2 separate regions of the Homo sapiens genome follow, and region 2 is linked to region 1. Evidence: chromatin contacts called from ENCODE Hi-C or POLR2A ChIA-PET data. All regions are on one chromosome and are shown on one strand. Each heading gives the region's core, a stretch centred on a gene start or an enhancer-like site at or near the end of the contact. The rest is flanking DNA. Distances are from core to core; before and after follow the strand shown. Region 1 overlaps AADACL2-AS1 (AADACL2 antisense RNA 1). Region 2 overlaps AADACL2-AS1 (AADACL2 antisense RNA 1).

Evidence for each region. A loop is a pair of places that touch in the nucleus more often than their neighbours do. ChIA-PET counts read pairs that join two places held with the same protein, here RNA polymerase II (POLR2A). Pooled maps may share reads with other maps.
Region 2: a map of A673 shows a loop between it and region 1 (2.8-fold over the local background). The contact joins two enhancer-like sites. A Hi-C loop is called at or near these places in 7 of 168 maps with a recorded cell type or tissue (A673, Caco-2, Calu3 and 4 more), 1 of 37 single-sample maps with no recorded cell type and 4 of 50 pooled maps. POLR2A ChIA-PET finds 5 or more read pairs at or near these places in 1 of 52 experiments (A549).

The regions. Positions count from the first base shown.
Region 1 is chr3:151,764,841-151,768,326 of GRCh38, forward strand. The region is part of intron 2 of AADACL2-AS1 (AADACL2 antisense RNA 1); the gene reads right to left. Among named protein-coding and RNA genes, the nearest start is that of AADACL2, 33 kb to the left of the region's middle. Within about 2 kb of position 1,816, at least 4 of the 41 ENCODE cell types and tissues checked have a DNase peak (open chromatin) inside an H3K27ac peak, as active enhancers do; they include A673 and PC-3, where a contact is called at or near this core.
Region 2 is chr3:151,835,098-151,838,436 of GRCh38, forward strand. All of the region lies in intron 1 of AADACL2-AS1 (AADACL2 antisense RNA 1), which reads right to left. Among named protein-coding and RNA genes, the nearest start is that of AADAC, 23 kb to the left of the region's middle. Within about 2 kb of position 2,079, at least 6 of the 41 ENCODE cell types and tissues checked have a DNase peak (open chromatin) inside an H3K27ac peak, as active enhancers do; they include A673 and PC-3, where a contact is called at or near this core.

The DNA.
Region 1 (3,486 bases), core at 566-3,065:
GCAGCACTATTCACAATAGCAAAGTCATGGAATCAACCTAAATGTCCACCAGTGACAGAATGGATACAGAAAATGTGGTACATATATACCATGGAATACTATGCAGCCATAAAAAAGAATGAGATCATGTCTTTTGTGGGAACATGGATAGAGCTGGAGGCCATTATACTCAGCTAATTAATGCAGAAACAGAAAACCAAATGCTGTGTGTACTCACTTATAAGTGAGAGCTAAATGATGAGAACTCATGGACACAAAGAAGGAAATAACAGACACTGGAGCCTACTTAAGGGTGGAGGGTGGAAGTAGAGAGAGAAGCAGAAAAATAACAATTGAGTACTAGGCTTAGTACCTGACTGATGAAATAATCTGTACAACAGACCCTTGTGACATGAGTTTAGCTATGTAACAAACCTGCACATGTACCCTTGAACCTAAAATAAAAGTTAAAAAAAAAAAACAAGTAATTACTGGAAAAAAAATCACCATAGCTGCAAAAAAAAAAAACGACCTTCCCTTAATTTATAAAGCTGAGAAAAATTGGAAAATTAATTAGTAATAATCACTGGAGAAGGCATCAGCAACAGATGGATTCATAGTAATATGAGTTTTATCACAATAGCATGAGTTATTTAAAACTGATTAATTCTACTGTAATTGAAATTATTCCAAGTGACAGAAAAACAATAAAAACATTCCAATTCTTTTTAGGAAGCAATCCAGCAATGTATCAAAAGAAAATACAATTTGAGCAGGCAGGCATGCCATAGTGACTCAGTACCAGAATATATATCAATATAGTTTATTACATCAAAAAATTTATAGATTTAGCAGAGCACAAACAAAAAAAAAAAAAGAAAAGGAATTAATGGAGAAGAACCATATGAATGAACCAATTAAGGAAAAGGCATGATAAAATTAATAGCTGGTCCTAATGTATGTAAATCTGAGGAAACATGAATAGATTCCTTAACATGATGAAGGTGAAATGACCAAGCACAATGGAAAGGGTTATCATAAATAATGAATCACAAAACAATTTCCTGTTGAAATTGTAAATAGGAAGTGATGACTATTATCACTCATATCTCTTGAATTCATACTATTTCCAATTCAAATGAGTTTATCAACCTTTTTATCTTATATCTATATCTTCTTTTCTTCACACTAAGATTCCTGCTTCTCATATACACTGGAGACAACAGAATTGTATTGTTTTTTCACCTGCTTTATCACACATTACACAGAAGACATTTTTAGAATTACATACCAATACATCCAGCAGTGTGAGTATTGAAAACAGTTTAAAATGTTTTGCATGCGTTCTCTCCATTTGCTCCCCATTTTGTAAAAATAAACTTTTTATTTTGAAATAATATTTAGATTTTCAGAAAAATTGCACAGATGGTATAGAGAATTTCTGTATTACTTTCACCCATTTCCCCTATTGTTAACATATTGCATAACCATAATACATTTGCCAAAAATAAGAAACCAACATTAGTATATTACTGTTAACTAAACTCCAGACTTTTTCAAAAATTTCAATATTTTTTCCAGTCATGGCCTTGTTCAATTCTAGAATTTAATCTAGGATGACCCATTGTTTCTATTTGTCACATCTGTTTAGACTTCTCTGGTCTATGACAATTTCTCAGTGTTTGCTTATTTTTCATGACTTCATAGTTTTGAGGAGTACTCATCAGGTATTTTGTGAAATGTCCCTCAATTTGTATTTGTCTTATGTTTTCTCATAATCAGTCTGGATCATGGGTTTGAACGGAAGACCCCACAGGAGCAATGACCTTTTCATATCACATCAGGGAAAACAATGCTATCACCATGACTCATAGCTGATGATATTAACCTTATTCATTTGGCCAAGGCAGTTTTTCCCAGGAGTCTCTACTATAAAATTACTTTTTCCTCCATCTTTCCGTATTCCTTAGAAGCAACTCATTAAGTTCAGCCCACACTCAAGGAGCAGGGAAAATTGAACTTTATCTCCTATAGGGTAAGAGCTACATAAATTATTAGGAATTCTTCCGTAAGGAAGACTTGTCTCTTCTCTTTCATTTGTTTATTTATTCAATTATTTATTTATATCAATGTGTCGAGATGTATTTATATATAAAATTTCCTTTTGGTCTAAAAATTGCTATATAATATCTGAAGACAATCAGATTTTTCTTTCTTCTATTATATAAGTTATTCGGTTTTTTTTTTTATGTGCAAGGGATTTTTTTTTTTTTTTAAAGACAGAGTCTCGCTCTGTCCTAGGGTGGAGCGCAGTGGCACGATCTCGGCTCACTGCAACCTCCGCCTCCCGGGTTCAAATGATTCTCCTGTCTCAGCCTTCTAAGTAGCTGGGATTACAGGCGTGTGCCACCACACTTGGCTAATTTTTATATTTTTAGTAGAGACAGGGCTTCACCATGTTGGCCCGGTTGGTCTCCAACTCCTGACCTCGTGATTCATTGGCTTCAGCCCCCGAAAGTGTTGGGATTACAGGTGTGAGCCACTGAGCCTGGCCTGTGCAAGGGATTTTTTAAGTCTAATAATCTTACTATTAATAGAATATGTCAGTATTGGCTACTATGCTTTAAATTTTTTCCCAGTTATGTTGTTTACCTCATTAATACGCAGTTTCAAATCTTAATTTTTTTAAGATTTCAGGAATATCTTGAAATATAGTTTTTAATAATTGTTCCATTCCCTTGCTTTGGTTTTTCTTTCATGTAAAATATCATTCTATCTATGTTGGATGTTCTTTCCCTGTCTTCATCATTTGCTGTTTTTTTAAAAGTCATTCTAATTTTGATCCTAATTTCTTTTTGCATTCACTTACATGTTTATATACTATAAAGTTCACCATATTTGGTATACAATCCTGTGTGTCTTGAAGAATGTATACCATCATGTAAATTTCACCATAACTGAGGCACAGAAAAGCTTCATAGCTTGAAAACGTTTTCTCCTATTTCTCCCTTGTAGTCAAACCCTTTTTTTGCCCTCAGCCCCACAGAAACTACTGATCCATTTTTTCTGTAAATTTACCTTTTTCCGGATTTCATAAAAATGAATCATAGAGCATGTAGCCGTTAACTTCCTTTTATTTGAAACTTCTATCTCATTTTCACGCTGTATTTCCCCTATGACATTTTCTGTATTCCTTGTAGCTTTATATAATTTTTATTCTCCTTTGTGCCCATTTTGGTCTAGTCTTTATTTTTGAAATGGTGTTGTTTGTTTGTTCTTTCATTTGTTCAGGGGGTTATTTATTGTGTTATTGACTAATTTCTGAGTTTTCATAATTCTGGTTTATGATGTTCTTTCACATGGCAGGTTATTGTGTTAATGACTTTGGCTAATTTTAAAACATTAGGATATAGTTTTCCTCTGCTTTGTGGGCTTTAATTGTCTATAAAGAGGTTATTTTGCTTATTATTTTGCTATTATAATAACTCTGAATGATATTTAACCTCA
Region 2 (3,339 bases), core at 829-3,328, 71 kb after region 1:
ACCCACCAATAATATTCATCAGACTTTACTTTAGGAAATATATATCTTAGAAAATCCTACAGATAGATAGATAGATAGATAGATAGATAGATAGATAGACAGATAGATACAGATATACACATACATATATGTATATATGTATATATCATAGAACTAAATGAATATATAAATACGTGTGTGCACACATTTAGTTTTCACAATTTCATTAGGTAAACAATATATGTAGTATATATAAAAATATACATATATTTTTTGACATATATAAAATATATATATAAGTATACATATATATATATATATATATATATATATTTTTTTTTTTTTTTTTTTTTTTTTTTTTTTTTTGAGATGGAGTCTCACTCTGTTGCCCAGGCTGGAGTGCAGTGGCGCGATCTCGGCTCACTGTAACCTCCGCCTCCCGGGTTCAAGAGATTCTCCTGCCTCCGCTTCTGGAGCAGCTGGGATCACAGGCACCCACCACCACACCCGTCTAATTTTTGTATTTTTTAGTAGAGACGGGGTTTCGCCATGTTGGCCAGGCTGGTCTTGAACTCCTGACCTCAGGTGATCCGCCCTCCTCAGCCTCCCCAAGTGCTGGGATTACAGGCGTGAGCCACCGCTCCCGGCTGACAACAATATTAATAGGTATTTTGCAGAGAAGGAAAAGGAAGAAATTGAATTTACATGGGTTTCCAAGGTCCCATGGCTAATAAGTGGCAGAGCTGGAAGCCAACCCCCATAGGCCAGTTTCAAAGGCTTTGCCATCAATTGCTTAAGGATTTTGGAGACTACTTTTTGCTTTCTTAGAAAGGGTGGTAGGAAAACAAGGGAATCTGAATCATACAAATACCAGATTAAGTATAAAACCACTAACTAGGTAACCTCAGGAAAATCTCAAGATTCCTGAGACTGCCGCAAAGATCCACAGCTCTGTTGTTAATAGTGTGCAACGTGGATAATCAAGAGTTAATTATGCTTAGTTTCTTTACCATATAAACAAATCAATACCACTTCTGATGTACCTCAATAGTGGAAAAAGCATTTAACATTCTGCAATGAATCACTGCAAATTGGTATGTTGCTTTGGCCCTAAGTGTATGTGTTGGGGAGCGGCAGGAGGGAATTTGAGCTGCACAAATACCCAGTAAACCAAAAAGGTGCTCAGGCATTTAGAAACTCACCAGGTGCCAGAGGGGGCATGACACGCAGGATCCAGGAGAAGATTTTGATTTCCTCTGTGCTCTGAGCTCTTTAACCTGGACCTGAGGAATATCTGCCCAGCAACCCGTCAAAAGGAAGCAGTGGGAAAAAAAGCACACAGCTGTGGCTGGTGACCATTTTAACCTCAAAAAAACCACAGCTGCTGGTTGTTACCAAATGCCAAAAAATCACTAAACCTTGTTGATTGTTTCATGTAACTTATGTCTAGCCTTCTAGCCTTTAAAATTTTTCATTTACAGGAGGAGCAGTATTGAAAATAAATAAAATTAAATTAAAAAATAAAATAAAATAAACTTTTCATAGCTTTCCCGGAGTTTTTCAAGTTTATTTTATATTATATTATTGTTAAACGGGGTCTAATCTTGGTACCAGTACTTTAAATTATTCTCTTAGAATAAATATTCACAATTTCTTTCTCTTGATGCCAAAAAGAGATTAATTAGGGCTGGAATTATTTCCAATGGCATTTCAAAAATTCTTAGCTCCTCCTCTCCCTAGGCTTGAGCATTGTTATAAAATTAAAAATAGCCCATTTTGGAAAGTCCAAGATTCTTTAAAACTGAAGTCTCTTATAAAAAATCAAGAGGAGGCTGAGAGGAGGCTTCTCTCTCATTTGCCAATTTCTTTAAAACAAGAGGCACCGTTGTCAGTACTTTTAAAGTGCTGAAAAAGACTACAAGCCTGCAAAAGAAGGCTGAGTGTTTCATTCTAGAGCTGTTTTTTCTTAGTGAACATCCATTGACTTCATTTGGAGGTTGTATCTGAGTGAGCCCTCTTTCTTACAAGTAAAGTAAAACACCAGTCAGCTGAACTCTTTATCAAACATACTCTTCATTTATCTCTTGATGACACAATGTCACTCTTCCCTTTCAAGCTGAGCCTTCAGATTCTCCAAAGGTTTCGACCTCCCACAAAGTCTTCACGAGGTGACTCGCTCTTCAAGGAGCCCTGCTATTATGCCATATGGTGTTATGACTCAGCAAACCTGCAGTCCCTTCTACTTCCGAGACCTGGAAAGACATGTTCTAACTGCTTCTGGATGAACCAGGCATACCAGTATTAGTTCATGCCATCCAAAAAGAAACTTCATGTTCTTTTTAACTCTAAATTACTAAAGCTAAAAGTTACAGTCTTCTGATCTTCAAGAGTTCCCAGAATTATGCTCTCTGGTGATTAAACTCCCTTCCCTAAAAAGTGGCTCATCCTAATAGTGCAATGTTCACTATGTGTCAGCTTTAAAATTCTATGCCTGTAAAATACTCGAAGTTTAGAGAATGCATCTTTTTTCAAACGCTTCTTAACTTTCTGAGGGTGAGGACCAATTTAACAGGATTACATGTAAATTGGCCTTTCAGCTATGACCATTTCAAATCTTGGAAAATTTTTCTCCTGCATACGCTTTATCCTTAAGTAAAGATACATAGTATCTATTTAGAGATCTAATCACAACTTTATAACCTTTAAAATATTTATTCTATAAATTAAATACCAAATATGAACATATAGCGTGTACACATATGCATATATGTACATATGTATGTGTGTGTATATATAGGTATACACATATACATAAAATCTCAAACAAAGAAATTGTCAATAAGATTAAACTGTGGCTCCCTGGAGTATACGAGAAGTTATATACATGAGCTAGAACTCAATCAGTAATTTGGAATTGAAGATTGGCTTAGGAAATAAGAAACTTCATACTTTATACTAATTTAAGTAAAACACTTTGCTTGAATATATTTAAGTATATAGACTGTTAGATGAATTCTATTTTTAATCTAATTAAATTAGAAGTAACATGCATTAGTATATTAGCTAAATCTCATTTATTTACAGTGAATCGAAGTTGGACATATTCCTTGAAAATATTTTGAAAATTATTTTAATGATTAAGAATCAATTAAAAAGAGATTTTACTTTATTTGCTAAAGAATGACTTTCAATAGTTTAGTCTCAAAATTGTTACACATGATTACCAGTGTGAAATATATGAGCAAAGATAAAAATAATACCTCCCTGCCAAAAACAGCTCCTGTTAGAAAATATTTTATTAACTAATCAAATAATCTTCTGGTAAATACAGAGAGATGTTTAAAGGTTGCAATCGAATTA